2 separate regions of the Homo sapiens genome follow, and region 1 is linked to region 2. Evidence: chromatin loops called from intact Hi-C (ENCODE). Cell type or tissue: CD14-positive monocyte. All regions are shown on one strand. Each heading gives the region's core, and the rest is flanking DNA. Links, peaks and the distances in the headings are about the cores only. Region 1 overlaps TMEM217B (transmembrane protein 217B). Region 2 overlaps PI16 (peptidase inhibitor 16).

Evidence for each region. Peaks named below come from ENCODE experiments on the same cell type or tissue, not always from the same donor. Only the 100,000 strongest peaks of a DNase experiment are listed, where the experiment ranks them.
Region 1: it touches region 2 in a loop (4-fold over the local background); 1 of 110 quality-filtered maps calls a loop at or near these places.

Annotation. Positions count from the first base shown.
Region 1 is chr6:37,233,942-37,246,050 of GRCh38, forward strand. All of the region lies in intron 1 of TMEM217B (transmembrane protein 217B), which reads right to left. All of the region lies in intron 1 of TMEM217 (transmembrane protein 217), which reads right to left. Among named protein-coding and RNA genes, the nearest start is that of TBC1D22B, 18 kb to the right of the region's middle. RefSeq lists an enhancer at 6,252-6,546. In CD14-positive monocyte, for the core only: no CTCF peak of the experiment used is centred there; DNase peaks (open chromatin) are centred at 6,340, 8,640 and 8,920; H3K27ac peaks cover 1,218 bases.
Region 2 is chr6:36,957,806-36,969,914 of GRCh38, forward strand. PI16 (peptidase inhibitor 16) reads left to right here. Exons shown (of 7, transcript NM_153370.3): 2 at 1,340-1,561; 3 at 3,646-3,755; 4 at 4,081-4,169; 5 at 5,130-5,807; 6 at 6,018-6,157; 7 at 6,581-7,032. The coding sequence ends at 6,139. It overlaps MTCH1 (mitochondrial carrier 1), which reads right to left. Exons shown (of 12, transcript NM_001271641.2): 12 at 10,336-11,169. The coding sequence ends at 11,098. Among named protein-coding and RNA genes, the nearest start is that of PI16, 9.1 kb to the left of the region's middle. RefSeq lists enhancers at 836-1,337, 1,338-1,837, 5,215-5,840, 5,841-6,465. In CD14-positive monocyte, for the core only: no CTCF peak of the experiment used is centred there; a DNase peak (open chromatin) is centred at 5,306; H3K27ac peaks cover 627 bases; H3K27me3 peaks cover 926 bases.

The DNA of each region.
Region 1 (12,109 bases), core at 2,400-10,399, 280 kb after region 2:
AATAAATTACATGAGATATTCAACACTTTATTATAAAATAGTCTTTGTATTTTTTTATTAGATGATTTTGCCCAACAGTAGGCTAATGTAAGTGTTCTTAGCACATTTAAGGTAGGCTAGGCTAAGTTATGATGTTTGGTAGGTTAGGTGTATTAAATGCCTTTTTTTTTTTTTTTTTGAGATAGTCTTGCTCTGTCACCCAGGATGGAGTGCAGTGGTGTGATCTTGGCTCACTGCAACCTCTGTCTCCCAGATTTGAATGATTCTCCTGCCTCAGCCTCCCAAGTAGCTGGGATTACAGGCATGCGCCACCACACCCAGCTAACTTTTGTATTTTTAGTCGAGGTGGGGTTTCTCCATGTTGGCCAGGCTGGTCTCGAACTCCTGACCTCAGATGATCCTCCTGCCTTGGCCTCCCAAAGTGCTGAAACTACAGGCGTGAGCCACCACGCCTTGCCACTTAGATGCATTTTTGACTTAACAATATTTTCAACTTATGGGTTTATTGGGACATAACCTCATCGTAAGTTGAGGAGTACCTGTGCTTATGAAGTTGTAATCTTGATATAGCCACTAGTGATGATACAGTTAAGAGTTTGGGAGGAATGGCAGTGAGTGTGTGTGTAGAGGATAAGAAGTCCACATCTGGCCAGATGTGGTGGCTTGTGTTTGTAGTCCCAGCTACTCAGGAGTCTGAGGCAAGAGAATTACTTGAACCTAGGAGGCAGAGGTTGCACTGAGCCGAGATGGTGCCACTGCACTCCAGCCTAGGCGACAGAGTGAGACTCCATCTCAAAAAAAAGAAAATAAAATAAATATCGGTATACACATGTAATTTTGAGATAAAGAGATAAATAGGAGGGGAAATAGAAGAACTGAAAGTGGTTACCTGTGAAAAGTATGAATAGGGATAGGGAAGGAAGAAAAGAGAAATGCTGGTTTTATTATAAGGTTTACATATTAATATTACACACCCATGCACAATTTTAATAAAAATAAATTTATGAAAATATAATTATTTCATGAATTCCTAATAAACCCAGATCATTAAATAAATCCCACTGGCTACCCTTATGCTGGTGTGGCTTTTTAAAAAACACAGTATCTTCTTAACTGCAAAATGGTTAAAGCTGGCAATGTGGAAGGACAGCTGGATAACTCTGTCATAGTCTAAACCATGAGCTAAAAACATTATCATGAGAAGTAGCTGGGGATAGAACAAAGCTTTTTTTACTTGTGAAAATTTCTGGAAATGATATATTACTTCAAATACTACACAATTGGAAGTGATTCCAATTCCATCTTGGAATGTTGGCAACATTTTAAATTGTTTTAAATTAAAGATATCTGTCTTAGACCATTTATGCTGCTATAACAGAACACCACAGACTGGGTAATATATAAAGAATACAAATGTATTTCTTTTATTATTATTTTTTTTTGAGACAGAGTCTTGCTCTGTCGCCCAGGCTAGAGTGCAGTGGTGCCATCTCGGCTCACTGCAAGCTCCGCCTCCCAGGTTCACGCCATTCTCCTGCCTCAGCCTCCTGAGTAGCTGGGACTACAGGCACCCGCCACCACGCCTGGCTAATTTTTTCTATTTTTTAGTAGAGATGGGGTTTCACCATGTTAGCCAGGATGGTCTCGATCTCCTGACCTTGTGATCCGTCCACCTTGGCCTCCCAAAGTGCTGGGATTACAGGCGTGAGCCACCACGCCTGGCCTAATGTATTTCTTATGGTTCTGGAGGCTGGAAAGTCCAAGATCAAGGCACTGGCATTAGTGTCTGGTGAGGACTGCTCTCTGCTTCCAAGATGACGCCTTGTTGCTGTGTCCTCACAGGGAGGAAAGTAGAAGGGCAAGGGGACCTAAACTAGTTCCCTCTAGTCCTTTTATAAAGCACTAACCCATTTTGAAGGAACCCTCATGACTTAATCCCTTCCCCAAAGTCCCTATCTCTTAATACCACCACTATGGGGATTAAGTTTCAACACATGAATTTTGGAGGGGTCAAACACATTCAAACCACAGCAATATCTTTATGTAGAGTTTAAAATATTCATACTAGAAAAATAAAGCTAGATAAATAAAAAATCATTACCATAACAAAACATTGTAAAATAAAGCTGATTTTTATCCTTTCATCCCACTTTAACATCATCGTGTTTGAACTGAAAAAAGTGTGTAGTGTTTATTTTATTTTTAATTTAAAAACAATTTAAAAAAACAGAGACATGGTCTCACTATGTTGCCCAGGCTGGTCTTGAACTCCTGGGCTCAAGTGATTCTCCCACCTCTGCCTCCCACGAGTGCTAGGATTACAGGCATGAGCCACTGTGCCTGGCCATTTATTTTTAAATACTCTTTGTTTTTTAGGCCCTGAACTAAGCATTTATCATTTGCCAATCTGCAGCTCAGTTTAACCCTTTCTGAGTGGGTTATTTTTAGAGTATGAGCATGTGTATTTTTTTGGTGGTAGCATTGCCCTCCCAGGTTCAATCCTGGGGTGGGAGAGTAAGCTAATTAGTTGTGTTCTGAGTAACCAAGGATATCCTGAAAATGCAAGGGAATAATAGGCCATTATAGGGAGGGTATCAAGGTTGAGATCCGCAAATTTGCAAGTCAAATGCCCAGGCTTCAATCTTGGCTTCACCATTTACTGTGAATTTATTCTCTCCAAGTCTCAGTTTGCTCATCTTTAAATTGGATGTGCCAGTACTATTTTTTTTTTTACTAATTTTATTAATTTCTATAACAAATTACCCCAAAACTTAGTAGCATAAGATAACCATTTATTATGTGAATGGATTCTGTGGGTGAGGACTTCAGACAGAGCACAGTTAGCTTAATTTTGTACATTGTGGGGAATTTAGACAGGGCATGTCCAGGATGACTTGCTACTTCTCCTCAAACTTTGTAGCCTCTCCTAGAAGACTCACTCAGATGCCTGGCGATTGCTCTTGGCTGTCAGTTGGAGGCCTCAGTGCCCATCCATGTGGGCTTCTCCATGGTCTCTCTGTGTGGGCTCCTTTGGGCTCCTTCACAGCCTGATGACTGGCTTCTCCAGAATGAGTGTCCCAAAAAGAGCAAGCCAGATGGAAGCTGTATCACCTTTTCTTATTCTAGCCTCAGAAGTCCCATAGCAACACGTTTCCTGGACACTATTCTTTAGAAGTGAGTCACCAAGGCCATATTCAAGGGGAGAGGAATTAGATTCTACCTTTTGTGGGAGAAGTGTTAAAGAATTTGCCAAGATGTAGGGACTTCTGAGTATCTGAGTGTTCACAATCAAAGTTCCCGCATTTGCCAGGTTGCCCAGGGAAACAAAAGTCATCATGACAAGAAAATATTCACAAGTGAATTGACATTCTCTGCCTCCCTCAGTCCTGCAACATTCCTCCTTGCTGAAATGAAGGGCTCTCTGTGTGCACCAAGACCCCATCAAGTCAAAATCTTTATTGGTCAGCCTCTCTCTGGTAGCCCACTGTAAATATCTGACAACACACAACACAAGGCAAGTCGTTTGCAAGAAATTATTGCAAGTCTTGCAGAAGATTCAGGACTTCATGCAGACATTAAAAAGGATATTGGAAAACTGCTAGAATCATATGCAAAGCTTGAATGTAACAGAATTAGACCAGTTAATAACCAGAAAAGAGAAAATCAATAAGAATGTTATAGGCACTTCAGTAAAGAATGGTTTCAGGATGAATAAACTGCTACATATTTGCACAATGGGAGTGTTAAACAGGAGTCAAAAGGAACAACTGTAGCAACATACAACAATATGGTAGAATCTTAACAATGTAATATCAAGTGAAAAAAGTACTAAAGACATACAGTTAAAAACAACCATCTTTCTCTATATATATACACACACACTACACACACATATTTTTAGGACTTTATATAGATGCAAGAAAACTCTAAAACTGTATGAAAAGCAAAGTGAAGGATAATGAGCTCAGAATTCTGGATGATGATCACCTTGGCCAGGGGAGGAAGTAAAATGTGTTGGGGGTACCATACAGCCAGATGCAAATTGCTGACCAGACACTAATTTTATTTTGGACAGGGGATTTGAAGGTGTCTATATATTATTTACAATAACTAATATTTAAAAAGTAAACAAAAGAGAGCCATGCATGGACCAATGAGGGTATGTCATGAACCAGGGATTATGATCAATCTAATTGTATGTATATAAAGTAGAATTAAAAACACTGAAAAAAAAAAACCAAGGATAGTAACATTTACCTCACAAAATTGCTGTGAAGATTAAATGAGTTAACATATTTAAAACATTCAGAACAGTTCCTGGCACATAGTAAGCACTTACACAATATAATTATGTAAGTATTTTTGTTATCATTATTTTTACTTTATGCCAAGGAGTAGCTACTATTTATTATGCATATAAAACTACTATTTATTAAGCTGTGTTGTAGCAGACACCGTTAGCTTCCTTCCCAATACCTATTTCCACCTTCTTTGCTACCAGAAGTCTGCTTTCTCTCAGGATGGCAATGAGCCCAGACCCAGGCAAAATATGTGCTTTTCCAGGTTTTTGCTTGTATCCAGGGTGTTCATGGCACACAGTTCTAGCAAATGACATATAAGCAGAAACCTGCTGGAAGATCTAGGAAGACTTTTGCCTTTCCTGGTAAGAGAAGATGATGTGGCTGGCACCATTCTCACTTCTTCCTTTTTCTTGCCTTGAATGTGGTGTGATGCCTGCAGCCTCAGCAGCTATTTTGTTACTGAAGCAACAAGCATGAAGACAAAAACAAGTAGGCTAAGGATGCCAACATGAAAGGGAGAGACTTACTTTTTACATTTTATTGGTTACTCTTGAGGTTGAGTATTCTTCTAAGTATTGATATATGATTTTAAAAAATCTATGTCTAGGCTGGGCATGGTGGCTCACGCCTGTAATCCCAGCAGTTTAGGAGGCCAAGGCAGGCAGATCACCTGAAGTCAGGAGTTCAAGACCAGCCAGCCAACAGGGTGAAACCCTGTCTCTACTAAAAATACAAAAATTAGCCAGGCATGTTGGCACATGCCTGTAATCCCAGCTACTAGGGAGGCTGAGGCATGAGAATCACTTGAACCTAAGAGGTGGAGAGGTTGCAGTGAGCCGAGATCATGCCACTGCACTCCAGCCTGGGTGACACAGACTCTGTCTCCAAAACAAAAACAAAAGCCGTATGTCTAAATAAGTATTAAAAATTATTTTGATAAGCATACAATAAAAATTCAGTCATGGGCTGGGCACAGTGGCTCATGCCTATAATTCCAGCAGTTTGGGAGGCCAAGGTGGGCATATCACTTGAGCCCAGGAGTTTGAGACTAGCCTGGGCAAGATGGCAAAAACCCATCTCTACAAAACATACAAAAATTAGCTGGGCTTGGTGGCCACGCCTGTAGTCCCAGCTACTTGGGAGGACTGCTTGAGCCCAGGAGGCCGAGGCTGCAGTGAACCATGATCGTGCCACTGAACTCCAGTCTGGGTGACAGAGCAAGACTCTGTCTTAAAAAATAAATAAATAAATAAATAAATAAATAAGTAAATAAAATTCTAAGATATGAGAAAGCATTGAAGCATAGTGTAATTAATGATATTTGTATTTCAGTGGTACCTAAGATAATGATGCATTTTGCAGTTGACGGCACCTTAGATTTACTCAATCATGGTAAGAACTTTTTATTTTCAATTGCTCTCATCAAGTTGACTTGTGATCTCAGTAGAATATGTTGCTGCCAACTCATTTCAGATGGATCTCTTGCAACACTGGGTTAGGGAGGAAAATAACAATGACAACGAACACATTATAAAGCTTTAGAGCCTAATTCATCTATATCGGTTAAGATCCTCCCCTTAAATAGGAGGATCACTTAAGCCCAGGGGTTTCAGACCAGCCTGGGCAACATGGTGAGACCCCAGCTCATTAAAAAAAAAAAAAAAGAAGAATGCATTTGGCTGCAAGGAACAGAGACTCAAACAATAGTAGTTTAAACAACTAGAAATTTATTTTCTTCTTCTAACAGGAAATCTGGCAGTGGCAGCCTAGCACTTGGTCAGTAGCCTCTGGGTAATGTGTCTGGGTGGCTAAGAAGAGGCGAGACAGAAAACTGCTGGGACTTTTTAAAGCCTTTAAGTATGTGTGACTGTTTTGCCCTCTGAACTCTTGTATTAGTCACTATTGCTCTGTAACAAATTACCTCAAACCTTAGACACTTATGATATAAAACATTTATTATCTCATAATTTCCATGAGTCAGGAATCCAAGAGTAGCGTAGGTGGGTGGTTCTGGTTCAAGGTTTCTCACAGGGCTGCTGTCAAGCTGTTGGCCTGGGCTGGGGGCCATCTAAAGGCTCTACTTGTGGGAGGGAAGTTTCATCCAAGCTCGCTCTCTCTGACTGTTGGCAGGAAGCCACAGTTCTTTCTTGGCTGTTGGCCAGAGAACTCAGTTCCTCACCTCCTGGGCCTTTCTATAGTCCACTTGAATTTCCTCATGACATGGCCACTGGCTTCCCCCAGAGTAAGTGATGAGAGAGAGAGAGAGAGAGACCAAAATGGAAGCTGCACTGTCTTAGTAATCTCAGAAGTGATATCCATCACTTCAGCTATTTAATTGGTCACACTCACTGACCCTGCAGGGGACTATGGGGAGAGGACAACATAAGGGTGTAAATACCAGGAGGCCAGGATTATTGAGGCAAACTTGAGGCCGGCTATCACATCTCTATGTATGTATACATGTATGTGTGTGTATTTGAGAAACATGATTAATTTAAAACAGAAAAATAAATTTAAAAAAAGACATAAAAACAAAACATCAAATGGTTGTTACTAATTCACTCTTCCATCAAAAATATATGTACCTATCTGTTTTAGCACACATTTGCTATCATTTGGTATTACTATTTTAAGATTCTATTTTGATTTATTCTCTTCATTTAACCTAGTAGTAGGTGAAAATATTTTAATTTTTGTATCTTATTGATTATTCCTAAGGTTGAACATTTATGAAGTATTTGTTAACCAGTTTTACTGACCTTTTTGCAAGTTATGTCTTTACTTAATATATTAATGTATCAGGATATTAGCATTTTTTCAATGTGCATGAGTTCTATATATAATAAAAGTATTACTCTTTTTTTTTTTTTTTTTGAGACAGGGTCTTGCTCTGTCTCCCAGGCTGGAGTGTAGTGGCACAATCTTGGCTCACTGCACCTTTGACCTCCTGGGCCCCAGTCTCCCAAGTAGTTAGAACTACAGCTGCGTGACACCATACCTGGTTAATTTTTTTTTTTTAGAAACGGGGTCTCACTATGTTGCCCAGGCTAAAGGTGTTACTCTTTGTCAAAGAAAAAAAAGGTGGCTGTCTACGTGGTGGGGAATATGAAGACCCTTCACTCCTCAGCGGCAGAGCTCCAAGGAGGGAAGCAGGACCTCAAAAGCGACATCTCAGCATTGTACCTGGAGAGGGGACTGGACCCTGAGCACTAGGGATTCTGTCTTCCCTCCTCCAACCTCAGTAAGGATTCCTACAACTCATGTGCGGCTAGAAGCAGGTGCTGGCAGGATCCAAGGTCCCCATTCTTGGGCTGGCATGAGGCAGCTGTCAGCACCCCCAGTGATGCTACAGGTTTTCTGTTCCAGGTTCTACATCTGGATTCTGGGTCATCCCTGGGAGCCAGAGGGATCCCCAGTGATAAGAGAGATTGAATTTTTTTCTAGTCTGGCAATATCCAGGCCAATTTAATTAGATTTTTAAAATACAAATGGACATTTTGTATATATATAAGCTTGAATTCTTAGAGACATACATTCTATATTTTCTTATTTAAAACTCCATTAACTTTTTAAAAAAGTTATTGAGATAATTTATGACCTCTTCTCACTCCTTTTCCTTGGCTTTGTATGTAACCGTGTAAATTTGCACTGTAACTAAACACTAACACAAGAGATGGCTTTATCGCGTTGTCTTTATTTTCAAAAAGTAATATGAAGTCTGTTTTGGCCTGCTTCCTCAGGGAGTTAGGGAAAAATTCGATCTCAATTTTTTTTTTTTTTTTTTTGCCTGCTCTTTCCCTGCCCCTTGATGGAGTCACATAGAACCCCCTGAGTTCACCCAATCTTGGAATCTGAGGGAAGAGTTCTAGACTTCAAGACAGTGTGGTCACTGTGAAGGGCTTGATGTCCAGACTTCAGTGGTCCCACTGCTCATAGCCCTGGAGACTATGGCTTAGAGCTCAGTCCCCAGCCAAGTGTCCACTCAGCTAACCCATCAAACATTCTGCCACTCTGGGGTCTGGGAGAGAGTCAAACACAGGCCCCCACGGTGGGCAGAACCTGTACCTCTCTATTCCCCCCAAGGGAAGGAAATTCCACATGCTGTAGAAAGCTGGGAACCATTCTATTCACCCTCAACTTTTCAAATCAGCACTCCCTACTCATCCATATCATCTAGATCTTTTCTTTGCCTTTAAGAGCCTAGATTTTCCAAAACAAAAGTTCTTTAACTCTCTGAGTGGGGAAGAGATGGGCAGTCTTCTTAAGCCTACAAAGAGAAAAGCCTGTCATGCTTTGGTGGTGAATCAGCTGACAAACAGGGAAACCAGCCCCAGCTTGGAATGAGGTAATTCTGACAGTAAATCACACTACTTCATACAAAGCCCTCATGATCTGACTGGGACCCAACTTTCCAGGGGTATTGCTAAGCATTCCTTCTCATGTATCTAATACTCCCACTTCCTCAAATATTTTTTCTCCCCTTCTTCACCTGCTCATCTCTCAAGGTATTCAGATCCTTAAAAAGGTGTCAGGGCTCTAGGTTGGCATCTGTAATTCCTTTGGCCTTACTTTTGTGGTCATAAGCTGACTGCCCCAGTGACTCACACCAGTATCCCAGGCAGGAGTGTGCCAGTAAGCTCTCTTCCATGTTTGTCTCTTTCATAGGAAGTAAAACATTTCCCAGAAAACCCCTAGCAGTCTTCTTCTCATGGCTCATTGGTCAGAACTGGGTCACATGGCACATGTAGCTGCAGGAGAGGCTGGGAAAGCAAGTTTCTGGCAAAGTTGAATGGGATCGCCATAACTTGTTTAGGTAAATTATGATTTATGCCCACACTGTGAACACAGTTGCCCTGCCCCTACAAAAAAAAGAGCCCCCTTAAAAAAGAATATGGAAGGAAATAACTAATAAAGTCCACCACGGAGATGTTGTCCCATTAATTATTCCATCTTCTTTAATTTGGCAAGGGCTATTACTCTCTGTTTGCCCCTTCTTCCACTCTGAAACAGGGCGTTTAGTTATAAATTCGGTTGGCCAGAATAAGGTTTACGTTTTCCAGCTTTCTGTGCAGCTGAGTGTGGTCATGTGACCAAGTCCTGAGAATGGATTGAAAGGGGGAAAAAAATGGAGGAAACCACCAGGTATTGAAGAGAAAGGTCATGTTCTCCCTGTCCTTCTTCCCAGTGTAATTGCCCAGTGGGTTCTTCCTGCCTGCTACACAGACAAAACCAATTCACTGAGACCATGACACTGCAGTAAAGAAAGAGTTTAATTGATATGAGGCTGGCCATATCATATGGGATATGGAGTTATTACTCAAATCAATCTCCCCAAAGGCTCAGAGGTTAGGGTTTTGTTTTGTTTTGTTTTTTGAGACAGAGTTTCTCTCTTGTTGCCCAGGCTGGAGTGCAATGGCATGATCTCGGCTCACTGCAACCTCCGCCTCCTGGGTTCAAGCGATTCTCCTGCCTCAGCATCCCAACTAGCTGGGATTACAGGCATGCACCACCACACCTGGCTAGGGTTTTTCGAGGATAGTTTGGTGAGCAGAGGACTAGGGAATGGGTGGTGCTGACTGGTGGGGAATGCCATCATAAGGATGTGGAAAACTCCTTGTGTGCTGAGTCTGCCTCTGGATGGGGGGGTGCACAGGACCGGTTCAGTCAGGAGCCAGGAGCCCACATGGAGTCAGCCAGTCCTCAGAAATGCAAGTCTGAAAAGACGTCTCAAAAGGCCAATCTTAGGTTCTACAGTAGTGATGTTATCTACAGGGGAACTGGGGAAGTTACAAATTTTGTGACCTCTGGAACAGTGGCTGGTTATCATTTAACTCCACCTACATTTTAGTAGAACTCAGGCCCCTCTCATAATCCTAACCTTGTGGACTTTTATTAGTTTTACAAAGGTGGTTTAGTTTTGGGAAGGGCTATTGTCATCTTTGCTTTAAGGTTAAAATGTAAACTAAATTCTTTCCAAAGTTTGGCTTATGCATAGGAATGAACAAGGAGAATCTGGAGGTTAGAAGCAAGAAGGAGTCAACTGTGTCAGATTTCTCTTACTGTCGTAGTTTTGCAAAGGCAGTTTCACCAGAGGCTGAAACCCCTATGGGAGAAAAACTGTAAACTTCTTTCACATGAGGGAGAAAAACCGTAAACTTCTATTGTGTCTAAAGCACTATTATTTTCCAGCTACACTTATAGCCTAACAAATACAACTGCCTCCAATCCTTGGCCTATAAACATGTTGAAGTCTCGTCTACCTCAACTTCTCCCTTGACCCCATGTTTCTCTCTAATTTACTTTCAGTCTTTCTCTGTGTAAGTCAGAGCAAGCAACAAGTGCCAACTCTTGGCTGATTTAAGCAGAAAAACCATGGCTCATAGACTTGTGGAGAAATCTGGAGAATCATATGTGTGTTGGCCGTATATTGTCACAATAACATCACATAAACAACCATAAAACCACAATGGCATGTAACAATGGACATGTATTTAATACACAAGTTTGTGAGGTTCAGTTTATCTGGGGCTGGGCTGGGCTGAGCTGAGCTGATCTCAGCTGGACTCGCTCAAGTGTCTGAGGTCAACTGTTGGTTGGCCAGGCAATTTTGTTGATTTTGGCTCAGCTAATTCATACGTCAAAGGCTCAACTGGCTGTTGGCTGAACTAGGATGGCCTCAGCTGGGATAACTTAGGGAGACTTGGCCTAGTTCCACATGTTTTTCATCATCCAGCAGGCTAGCCTAGACATGTTCTCATGGCAATGGCAGAGAGCAACAGTGACAGCAAGCCAATCACACAAGTGCTTTGCAAGCCATGGCTTGGGTAATGTTTACTAACATCCCATTGACCAAAGTAAGTCAAAAGGGTGAGCCCAGTCAGAATGAGGAAGTCCAACAAGATGAGATCCTCCAGTGAAGAATTAAGATCGTGAATGCAACCAATCTACCATACTATGTTCAGAGGTTTTTCCTTACAGGGCGGTAGGTAGCCCCAACATCATAACACAGAGCTGGGTCACTGAAGACACTGCCACTGCTGCTAATGAGCATTTGACTCCATAGGTACACTGAGAGGCTCAGCACCAGATCCTGAATGTTGCTGTTGCCACAGCTATTCTCCCAAACTGGGGGTTGCTGCCATGCTGGCATTGCCCATTAGTGGAATGGATTCTGTGCTGCTTCTGCTTCTTTGCATCACAAACTCCTCCCGATTCGAAGTCTAGAGTGGGTGCATTTTATTAGCAGAGCCCACAACATGTGCCATGACTTAGTTCACAGGAAGGTTGGGAAAATAAGTAGCTGGCATTTTCAGCTATAATACTAGGAGGTGGGCTCTGCTTCCCAATGAGTTTCATAGAGTGGGAAATTCTCCGTATGTGGGAAAGGGATTTATATCATGGGCAGCAAAAACACCAACACAGAACAACAGTGACAATAAGGAAGAGGAGGAGCAGGAGGAGGAGGAGGAGGAAGAGCAGGAGGAGGACGAGGAGGAGGAGGAGATGGAGGAGGAGATCTACTAGCCTCTCATTTTCTTTTCTTTTCTTTCTTTCTTTCTTTCTTTTTTTTTTTTGAGAGGGAGTTTTGCTCTTGTTGCCCAGGCTGGAGTGCAATGGCGCAATTTTGGCTCACCGCAACCTCTGCCTCCCGGGTTCAAGCGATTCTCCTGCCTCAGCCTCCCGAGTAGCTGTAATCACAGGCGTGCACCACCAAGCCCGGCTAATTCTGTATTTTTTTTAGTAGAGAAGGGGTTTCTCCATGTTGGTCAGGCTGGTCTCGAACTCTTGACCTCAAGTGATCCACCTGC
Region 2 (12,109 bases), core at 1,567-9,566:
ACTATGTGCCAGCACTGCGCCAGACACTGGGGATCCATCCATGCCCTACCGTGATGGCACTTACAGTCCAGCCCGGCACCTCGCAGGTGATCTCAGACACCCTGACCCTGGCCCCCAGCGCCCTGCCCCTTTCCCACTCCCAGTCTCCCACTGTTGCCAGAGTTGAGAGAATCTCAGGGGCCAGTGATTTGGGACAAAAATGTCCAGAGAGGGAAAGATACTCACCCAAGGTCACAGCTGTGGAGCTATCCCAGCCAGGTGCACCCATCCCCATGCCAGGCAGCGGCTCCTGAAAGCCTTGAGTGGGTGGGGAGTAGGTGTGGCCACACAGCCACCTCCCCTCAGGGTCACCCAAGCTCTTGGCGCTTTATGGGCTGTCTGGCTCCCAGAGCTGGCTGGGCCCTCATAGGGTGGAGCAAGAGCTGCCGCCAGGCCATGGATTTCCAGGAGAAGCCAAGGACAGCGTTTAATGGGATCCAGGTTTCCCCTCCTCAATCCTTTGGGTCGGATGCCTTGTTAATCCCTCTTCCCACCCACACTCGGCCTGTCCTCTCAGCCAGGGACACAATCGCAAAGGCCCCGAACCTAAAATTCCCCCTCTCACCATCTCACCTGAGGTCCCCACTGGAGAACACTGTCACTGGGGTCTGACAGTGGGTTACCAAGGCTCTGAAAGTAGGCCCCTTGGTGAGAGGCCTGTGACATTCAGTGTCACATAGAGACGCTTAATTTTCTTGGAGAAAGGGGGTTGCCGTTGACAAGGGTTGGGAGCAGTTAGGAACAGCACTGGGGCGGGAGCCTGCAGAGGGTAAAGGCATGGGGGCTGGGTGACCCAAGGGGAGGGTGGGGGCTTAGAGGGAGAGGAAGGTGCCGGCCCTCAAGTCAGGTTCATGGTTGAGGGGTAGGGAAATGGGCTGAATAAACAACCCAGCCCCTCAACATCGATCACACCGTGATCTTGTGCTCTTCAGAGAAGTTCAAGGAGGACTGGGAGGTAGGCAGGGGCATGTATGGCCACCTTTTTCACATGAGGCTTTTAATAATAACACTGTCACCAACACCACCTCATCCACTCTTCCCAGCCCTCTGAGGGTGCGGAAAGTTTAGACAATCCGTGCAGTCACACAGCTGGTGAATGGTCCAGCTCCACGGCCTGGGGTGGCATCCTTCACCGCCCCACAGACGCCCACCCAGAGCAGAGACCTGTTCTAGGCCATGCCCAAGAGTCACCCTGCTAAGGAGGTGCCGGAAGGATTTCCCCACGACCTCCTCGACCTTTTGCTTGGTCCCCACAGCATCTGTGGGCATCCTCACCTCCCTTCTCTCACCTGCCCTGCAGAGATGGGACGAGGAGCTGGCCGCCTTCGCCAAGGCCTACGCACGGCAGTGCGTGTGGGGCCACAACAAGGAGCGCGGGCGCCGCGGCGAGAATCTGTTCGCCATCACAGACGAGGGCATGGACGTGCCGCTGGCCATGGAGGAGTGGCACCACGAGCGTGAGCACTACAACCTCAGCGCCGCCACCTGCAGCCCAGGCCAGATGTGCGGCCACTACACGCAGGTGTGGGCCCGGCGGGCGAGGCGGGGCGGAGCCTCGCGGCGTGGGGGTGGGGCCACGTGCTCCCTGGGCGGGGCCACCTCTGCCTTCACCCCTCCTAAGCGTCCTCGCTGCAAGTAGGCGGGCTTCACTCCAAGCCCCCTCAGACACTTTGCAAATCTTGTCCTCTCACTGCAGCTAATACGCTGTCTAAGACTCTGACGGAGTCGGCTGCTCCTAGTCTGCTAGGCCAGGCGCCGTAGCTCACCCCTGTAATCCCAGCAATTTGGGAGGCCGAGCTGGGAGGATCGCTTAAGGCCAGGAGTTGGAGACCAGCCTGGGCAACATGGCGAGATCCCTGTCCCTACAAAAAAATACAAAAAACTTTGCTGGGCGCGGTGGCGCGCGCCAGCTGCTCTGGAGGCGGAGGTGGAAGGATCACTTCAGCCCAGGAGGTTGAGGCTGCAGTGAGTCGTGATCACACCACTACACTCCAGCCTGGGCGACAGAGGGAGGCCCTGTCTCAAAAAAAAAAAAAAAAAATTAAATAAATAAATAAATAAATAAAAAGGGGTGGGGACGGTGGGACATGTTAGGTGTCACAGAGCCAATTTTATGGACCATGGTTATTGTCCTAGGCCATACTGTACTGGGCTCCAAGTGATCCTGCCTCACTTCCCCCAGATAGTGCAGAGCTGTTTGCCCCAGCAGCAGATAGTCCCTTAACTTCTCTCTGTGGCTCTTTTGCATTTATTATGGTGTCTAATTTGCTACTTCTCATCTGCCAGGGACTAATAAAGCAAATTGACAATTTTGCTTAGTTTTTCTTTTGCATTTAACAATTATGCATAACGATGAAGAACAAATTGTGGCTGAATGAAAGGCTTCAGGGAGATTTCTGATAGAATTTCCTGCTCCCCAGTCACACTTTGCTCCTGTCTGGGTTCTCACTGCATTTTGAAAGTTTGGGCTTGCAGATAAGATGTGTGTGTGTGTGTGTGTGTGTGTGTGTGTGTGTGTGTAGGGGAATTAACATTAGTGTTACTGAATTATTTTTTCTCCTCCCAGTGCTTATGTGTTGTACAAATAATAACATGACAAACAAAAGAAAAGAAACCAACCATCTTCCCACCCACATCCACCAATTCCATTTCTCAGTGTCTCTTTTTCATGGTATTTTTAGTCTTCATCTTTAGGGAGGAAATCCCAGCAGCACCCACCCAGGTCAGAAAGTTGTGAGGGCCCAGCACCCTTCCTGGCCCTTTCCCTCTGGATCCTGCCACCCCTCCCTCTCCCTCCACCCCCCCCCTCCCTCTACCCCCACCCACTTGCTCCTGCAGGGATTGTTATCAGGACCCAGCAGGGAGTGAGTCAGCCCAGCTCCACCCCAGCTTTCTCTGGGGCTGAGGGTGCATGCACTCTGGAGTCGTTTCTGCCCAGAAGGTGCTCAACACGGGGAGACCTTCAGCTGATTTCAGCAGAGATTCCTGGGCAGATTGAACCTAGAACCAGCAAGGCAAGGCTGCTGGTCTCACCCCATGGCAGCACACAAATGTTGTTGGACTTTCTGTTTGATAAAGATAGAAGTCTTTCTAGCAGTTAAGAGACCCACACTGAGAAACAACCAGAACAGGTCCTGCTCACCTGTGATTTGGGGGAAGTTCCACTTCCAAAATGGCTCCTCCTGCTCCCCTCCTTGGACTTTTCTTGTTGCTGAGGTCTAAAATTCTACCATTTGAGATTCTTTCGTTTGGATATATCCTTCACTTAAAATGCAAGGGCCTCTAGGCCTTTTTTTCTAGCCCACAGAAAAAAATTAATGAGGGTATATCACAGTCCTGGAGCTGAGGGAAGGTTTTGAGAGGAAAAGAGACCTGGCAAAGTGGTATGTGTGGTTGGCAGAGGAGAGTAGACTGTTAGGGACAAACTCCCCCATCCCTCCCCCTGGTTAGAGTTTTGTCCTGAACCTGCATGGCCTTGGGGACGTGGATGTCACAGGCTATAGGGTGCCTCTTCTCTCCACTCCTGTAAGGCAGGTGTAGTGGGATGCCAGGAAGGCACCATGCCACCTCGCATGGGGCTGAGCTGCTAGGTTTGCCCTTCATCAGGTGGTATGGGCCAAGACAGAGAGGATCGGCTGTGGTTCCCACTTCTGTGAGAAGCTCCAGGGTGTTGAGGAGACCAACATCGAATTACTGGTGTGCAACTATGAGCCTCCGTGAGTGCCGGGGGGAACCCTGGAGATGGAGAGGGGGAAGGCACAGGCAGAGCCAAGGGGAGGGCAGAGTCGGCCACAGCCTGAGGGAGTGGGAGGAGAGGGGTCAGTCTGGAGCAATACTGTCCAGGGAGCTGTGAAGGCACCAATGGGGGTCTGCTGTCATCTGCCAGAGAGGGCCAGGAGGAGCCCAAGTTCGCCCAGCAAGTCAGTGGCTGGCAGTCAGGAGACCCAAGGGCATTTCCAGAGTAGGTGTGTGTATAGGAGTTGGGGAGAGGGTTGGGAGGGGTCGACCCCCTCCCCGCAGCATCCTCCTGACCTCCTGTAGGGGGAACGTGAAGGGGAAACGGCCCTACCAGGAGGGGACTCCGTGCTCCCAATGTCCCTCTGGCTACCACTGCAAGAACTCCCTCTGTGGTGAGTCCACGGGTGGATGGGTAGGGGCAGGGGGTGTGGAAATGATGCGATGCAGACTGGATGGTCTAAGAGCCTCCCTGGACTGAGCGGGACGTGGGCAGGGAAGGAGCCTGGTGGGATGCGACCACCGGGGGCCCCTGGCGGCTCCCTTAGCCCCCCACGCGCAGCCACTTTGGCGCCCTGTCGTTCCAAGTGGCCGGATTTCAACCCTTCAAAGGGAGGATGTTAGAAAGTCTGGCGGCTTCGGGGGGGCCCGCGCGAGGTGGGTGTCGCCACACTTTAGGGTCTCGAGGAGCGGGCTGGGGCCAGACCGGTGGGCGTGGTCAGAAGGCTTCAAACGGGCGAGGCCAGTCTTGCTGGGGGCGTGTGAGGGACCGCGATCCCGCTGGAGAAGTCCCCTGAAAAAGGGCAAGTACGAATGTAGAGAGACTTGGACCAGGAGGTGGCTAGAGGAGCAACTGTGTCAATCACCAGAAGTAACGTTTCTTTTCTTTTCTTTTTTCTTTTTCTTTTTTTTGACGGAGTTTTGCTCTTGTTGCCCAGGCTAGAGTGCAATGGCTCGATCTCGGCTCACCTGCAACCTCCGCCTCCCGGTTTGAAGCAATTCTCCTGCCTCAGCCTTCCGAGTAGCTGGGACTACAGGCACGCGCCACCACGCCTGGCTAATTTTGTATTTTTAGTAGAGATGGGGTTTCTCCATGTTGGTCAGGTTGGTCTCGAACTCCTGACCTCAGGTGATCCACCTGCCTCAGTCTCCCAAAGTGCTGGGATTACAGACGTGAGCCACCGCGCCCGGCTTGTAACTTTTATTTTCAATGAGGGGCATATCAGCTGGAGAAGTGTATGTGTGTGTTTGTGTGTCCTGGTAGGACATTTGGTCGCGTCACTTGGTTTGCAGTGCCATGAGAGATGTGGGGTCCTGCTTGCAGCACTCATGCCCGTTCTCGTCTGTCTTATCAGAACCCATCGGAAGCCCGGAAGATGCTCAGGATTTGCCTTACCTGGTAACTGAGGCCCCATCCTTCCGGGCGACTGAAGCATCAGACTCTAGGAAAATGGGTACTCCTTCTTCCCTAGCAACGGGGATTCCGGCTTTCTTGGTAACAGAGGTCTCAGGCTCCCTGGCAACCAAGGCTCTGCCTGCTGTGGAAACCCAGGCCCCAACTTCCTTAGCAACGAAAGACCCGCCCTCCATGGCAACAGAGGCTCCACCTTGCGTAACAACTGAGGTCCCTTCCATTTTGGCAGCTCACAGCCTGCCCTCCTTGGATGAGGAGCCAGTTACCTTCCCCAAATCGACCCATGTTCCTATCCCAAAATCAGCAGACAAAGTGACAGACAAAACAAAAGTGCCCTCTAGGAGCCCAGAGAACTCTCTGGACCCCAAGATGTCCCTGACAGGGGCAAGGGAACTCCTACCCCATGCCCAGGAGGAGGCTGAGGCTGAGGCTGAGTTGCCTCCTTCCAGTGAGGTCTTGGCCTCAGTTTTTCCAGCCCAGGACAAGCCAGGTGAGCTGCAGGCCACACTGGACCACACGGGGCACACCTCCTCCAAGTCCCTGCCCAATTTCCCCAATACCTCTGCCACCGCTAATGCCACGGGTGGGCGTGCCCTGGCTCTGCAGTCGTCCTTGCCAGGTAAGGCCCATAGCATCTGTCCCACTTTCCTCCTGGCTCTGGAATGTCAGTATCCTGCCCCAGCATAGGTGGTATGAGCATGGTGGGGCATGCACCCTCTGAGTAGGAGCTTCCTCCCTGGCTGCTGCCCCACCTCCTTGCATGGTGGGGTGGGCGGGACATCAGGCACAGCTGTCTCTAGGCTGAGGCAAAGCCTCTTTCTTCCCACAGGTGCAGAGGGCCCTGACAAGCCTAGCGTCGTGTCAGGGCTGAACTCGGGCCCTGGTCATGTGTGGGGCCCTCTCCTGGGACTACTGCTCCTGCCTCCTCTGGTGTTGGCTGGAATCTTCTGAAGGGGATACCACTCAAAGGCAAGGCCTGGTGAGGGGGGCCCTGGCCTCATACCCACCTGGATTGTCTTCCTCCAAGTGAGAGACCACAGCTTCCTGGGCAGGTCCTGCTCTGTGGCCCAGCAGCCCCCCTTCACCCCAACTTCTGGCCAGATTCCAGGCCAGCACTCTTGTCCTCCTGGGAGGCGTCTACAGGGCCAGCCCCTGGCACTGCCCCAGGAGTGCCTTGGCTCTGGGTAGGCCCATCCTTCAGCTGGCTGCAGACTGTTCTGAGCGGTATTTACATGTGCCCACTCTCAGGTTGTCCTGTGGCCATCAGCTTCTCTCCCAGACAGAGGATCTCAGGCTTCCCAGGAACCCCCGGGCCCCTCCCAGTCCCCTGGCCTCTTCCTTGAGCCATCTGAGTCCAGGACTGTTCCCCAGAAGTGCCTCTTGCCTTCTCAGGGTGAAGAGGTCAGCTGTCCTCCTGTCATCTTCCCCACCCTGTCCCCAGCCCCTAAACAAGATACTTCTTGGTTAAGGCCCTCCGGAAGGGAAAGGCTACGGGGCATGTGCCTCATCACACCATCCATCCTGGAGGCACAAGGCCTGGCTGGCTGCGAGCTCAGGAGGCCGCCTGAGGACTGCACACCGGGCCCACACCTCTCCTGCCCCTCCCTCCTGAGTCCTGGGGGTGGGAGGATTTGAGGGAGCTCACTGCCTACCTGGCCTGGGGCTGTCTGCCCACACAGCATGTGCGCTCTCCCTGAGTGCCTGTGTAGCTGGGGATGGGGATTCCTAGGGGCAGATGAAGGACAAGCCCCACTGGAGTGGGGTTCTTTGAGTGGGGGAGGCAGGGACGAGGGAAGGAAAGTAACTCCTGACTCTCCAATAAAAACCTGTCCAACCTGTGGCAACTATTCCTTCTCTTTCTCATCCCCCTCCTCTAAAACACTCCATTTAGTGTCTCCTCTTTGGGACCCACCCTTCATTTCCTTCCTATAACTCTCGCCTCCCCCTAATCACAGGTGGCAGGCAGGAAGGGGAAGAGCCAAAGGAAGGCCAAGGGTGCTGGGCTGACTCCCCCAGCTTCAGGAGTCACCAGTGGGGCCTAGGTAGGTTTGGAGCCCAGGATCAAAGCATGGCATGCGGCCTCTTCACGGGGGCGCTGCTATCCAGGCCTGTCTGGGACACAAGGTCAGAAATGTACATCAGGCAAGGCTCTGCCAGCCCCAGGTGCTTGGAAGAGTCCTAAGAAAGGGATCTGGAGTCCCAGACCCTCCCCAGGGGAGCAAAGCAGGACTGTCCAGAGGTGCTGAGGATCAGGAAAGCACACATATGCTGGGGTAGCAGTGGTGGATGACTGAGGGTGGCTTGGGTGGTAGGGAGGGGCAGAGCAAGTCTCCAGACCACCGCTGGAAGGTGAGCAGTCAAACAGGACACCACCCAAGTCAGGCCAGGGCTGGGAACCGACCTGTAACCAAGGAGGACACTCCCCTCTTTTACTTTCTTTTTTTTTTTTGAGATAGAGTTTTGCTTTGTCGCCCAGGCTGGAGTGAAGTGATCTCGGCTCACTGCAACCTCCGCCCACCGGGTTCAAGCGATTCTCCTGCCTCAGCCTCCCGAGTAGCTGGGATTATAGGCACCTGCCAACACGCCCAGCTAATTTTTGTATTTTTAGTAGAGACGGGGTTTGGTCAACAGGTGGTCTTGAACTCCTGACCTCAGGTGATCCACCGGCCTCAGCCTCCCAAAGTGCTAGGATTACGGGTGTGAGCCACCACGCCCGGTCTACTCTATGTTTTTTCCAGCTCTATTCAGATATAACTCACAACATAAAATTCACCCATTTAAAATATGCAACTCAACGGTTTTTACTATATTCACAAGGTTGTGTAAAACCGTCACAATTTTAGAACATTTTCATCACCCCAAAAAGAAACCCCATACCCATTAGCAGTCACTCCCTATTTCCCTCCAACCTCCCCAGCCCCAATCAACCACTAATCTATTTTCTATCTATATGGATTTGTCTATTCTTAACATCCATATAAATTCTTGACATATCATATATGTTATGGTCTTTTGTGACTGCTTCTTTCACTTAGCATATAAATATATATAATTTGTTTTAGACAGGATCTTGCTCTGACATCCAGGATTATAGCTCACTGCAGCCTCCAACTCCTGGGCTCAAGTGATTCTCCCATCTCAGCCTCTTGAGCAGCTGGGACTACAGGTGCATGCCACCATGTCCAGCTGATTTTTAAATTTTTTGTAGAGACCAGTTCTTACTATGTTGCCCAGGCTGGTCTTGAACTCCTGGCTTCAAGCTATCCTCCCAAAGGACTGAGATTATAGTTGTGAGTTGCTGCTCTCAGCCAACATACTTTCAAGGTTCATCCATGTCGTAGCATGAATCGGAACTTCATTCATTTTTATTGCCAAGTAATATTCCATTCTATGGAATATTCATTACATTCTATAGAACATTTCCATTTGTCATCGGACACTCAGGCTGTTTCCACTCCTGAGCTACTACGAATACTACTACTAAGCATTCATATACCAGTTTTTGTGTGAACGTTAAGTTTCCAATTATCTTGGGTATATACGTAAGGATATATATAAGGAGGTCCCCAAAGGCCTGTCAGAGGCCCTTTCAGCTTTGCCCATTGGATGAGGTTTCCCAGGACGGGAGGAGGAGGACACTCCTCCTGTCACCCCTCCCTTTGCCAGCAGCTGAGGTCTCCTCCTGCCCAATCCCACCCAATCTCCTTTCTCAGATGAGGACCCAGCATCCTAGTTTCCAGGACTAGTCGACAGGAAACACGCGAACTGCTAGGAGGGCAGATGGACAGGGTCTCACCCCCAAAGATCAAATGGTCTAGGAGCATTTCACACACACAAGAATTTGAATGAACTGAAAACTTCCTGTTTCATTAGATTAAAAACCTGTACTTTGCTCAGCCAATAACTGGGACACAGTATCAAGAGATTTTCATGCCATTTCTGGGTGTGGAAGATGGCCTGGGAAATGAAGTTGAAACCCCCAAATTCAGGAAGTTACTTGGGGGCAGCAGCAGCCCTCCCAGAGGTGACTGGCCAAGGCCACTAAAACCTTGCTCTCTACTCTGGGCAGCCTCTCTGAACTTCTGGGAGGAGCTCTTCAGATCTAGCTTAGCTCAGGCTCCAGAGATACAGGTGCCCCTCAATCTCGGGGGGCCTTAGGAACTAATCAATGCAAAAACAGGATCTGAGGCTGGAGCAACAGGAAGAAAAGATACCCCAGAACAGTGGTCAGTGCTGTGGGAAAGCACGCTGGGCTGGAGAAAGGCCACAGGGCAGACTCCCCTCTGAAGGGCCTGGGAACCCGAGGCCCTCCTTCTCTACAGGCCTGCCCTGCCCACCCCTGCATGTGTTCTTCCCACTACCTTAGCCCTCTTGGGTGTTTCCCTAGGAAAGTTAATATGGGTGACAAAGTTATGAGACCTTAGTGGCCTCAACCAGTGTAGTTACATAATACCCACACAGGCACACTTCTGCGTTCCTGGGAAACAAGGACATGTGAGGTGAAACTGCCTGTGAGTCCACTGTTACTAGGCCACTGGGAACACCCACTTGTGCACAAGCAACACAGGGGCCTTCCCTTTGGCGGGGGTGACTCAGCCCCTACCTGTGGAGGGAAATATGACCAAACCCACCAGACCCCAACTCTCACAAGCCAGGTCACCTCGAGCAAGGGCAGAGAAATACCTGGGGGAACCCAGCTGAGTCTCAAAATATTTGTAAGTTTTGTCTGCTTACAGACTCCAGTGCTGGGCAAAAACCATTTGATGGAAGGGAGGTCTGCCCGTTCTGATGTAACCATGGCCACTACACCAAGTGACTCTTCGTAAAACTTGAAGCTACGTTATCCTCAAATGGTGCTGAGATATGACAGTAAGGGGTGTGAGTGGAACACTTTCTGAAAGGCCTGTCTCCCTGGCAACAGACCTGCACACTGATTGCTGCTGTGGAAACTGACACCCCAGCCTCATCACCCAGTGTCTCCCTGGAGACTGAGCTACACCAAGCTCTGGTACCTACATCTCCAATCTGGCAGCCCCCTGCCCTGCCTCTTTACAGCCCCTTCTCACACCAACAGGAAGGACTTGGAAAGATAGACTCTATAGATAGATTTTTAAACTTACAAAAATAAGAGACGCCCCACAAAAAACTCCAAATCACCAATACATTTATTTGCGGGAGATGAGGTCAAATCTTACCATGAACTTTAAAACTGGGTAGGACTAGAGACACTGATCTGCCCAACCTCTGGGTATTCACAACTGCACAGGTAACCAGATCCTGTACGCGAGGCATCACCATTAAACAGATGAGCATTAGATGAGGAGGACACATTCTGAGTAGTTGCATGATTTCCCATTCAGAGGCAGGTGCTGCCCTCATATCAGAAAAGTAGTGTTGAGAAAAACACAGGCAGAGCCTGGCCATTTGCCTCCTAGCATAGGCCTAGACATGATGGTGGCCACGTGCCAGGGGACCACACCCTATGTACAAAGCAGGAGAATGATGCTCCCAGCTGAGCTGCAGGATGGGCGCTGGGCTGACTGGAGGGGTAGACGGGGTGGGGTCTGACCCCATTAGCCTTTCCCCATCCAACCTGGGCCCCCATAAGCCATTCTCTGGCCCTCTGCACAAGACAGACTCAGCAAATCTGCGAGGTATGGGGATTCTGCCAACTCCCCACCTCGCCTCACCTTCCCTAGGTCTGCCGGGTGACCCAATCCACTGGGTGCAGCCCCACCCCCGCTCAACCCCACATCTGGACAGACACATGGCAAATATGGAACTGAAGCCCGGCTGGGCTGGAGCACATCTGGTTGTTGTTGGGTTGGAGTCGTCTTGCAGGTGTCCCAAGGTGGTCAGGCCTCACCCACGGTGGCCAGGTTGAGACCGTGTTTTTTAGATGATTCAGGTTACTCCAGGGCAAAGCATGATCCTGATGACACCCGGCGGAAAAGCAGGCTGGAGCCTCGGAAGAGCTGGCCCTGGACCAGAAGGAAAAGTAAGGTGAGTGAAAGGGAGGCCACGCTTCCTTGTCCCTCCGAGAGGAAGGCCAGTGTCAGGCAAAGAAGGGTCCAGGAGCTCAAAGACCCAGCTCCGGGGTGGACGGCCTCGGCCTACATCCCTGGAGGGCAGAATCTGCCTGTGTTGAAGCAGAAGGGAGCGGTTCATTTCCTGCCCAGGGGTGTCTTTGGGGCTACTCTGTAGGAGAGCCCTAGAGAGGAGGCTCATTGCCCCTCTTGCTTCAGAGCCCAAGTGGTCTAGGACTCTTTCAGTGCTCATAGGGAGGACGAGACACACTCACGCTGACCAGGGCCACTGGGAAGAACTGCGGCTCTCCTCCCTGCTTCCCTCCCATCTGTCCTCTTCTCAGCCTCGAGGCCACTCAGAGTTCTGGCTCCCTCCGGGCCACTGCCCCATTTCACTGCGAGGCAAATCAAGGCCAGGAAAAGGCAAGGTTCTGCCCTCGGCCAAAGCCTGGACCCCTGACTGCTGGGCCCAAGAGCTCCAGCTACGGAGAGGTAGCTTCGGTACAGAACACGAGAACCCAAGGTTGGTACTGCTGCCAGTTCCCCACGTGGCCCAGCCCCACCCACAGGCTCTCCTGGGCCCAGGAATGTCCTGCAGGAGGGAGGAGTCGGTTTCCAATGCCAGCCGCCCTAACAACCCAGGAACTCAGCTCAACTGGTTACAGACCTCGAATTTTCAGCCCATGTTACTTGAAGGAGAAGCAGTTCTTGGGCTTTACCACCTGCCACCTGGGCCAGAGTTCTCTTATCCTTATCCTAAGAGTCTTTAAGACTCAAAGAAGAAAAGGTCTTGTCTGATGTATAATCTTAAAATAAACCCACACTTAGCCACCTCAAATCCTTTCTGAAATTATGTAAGATGAAAACTTAAATGCCTTATAGATACCAAGTATCT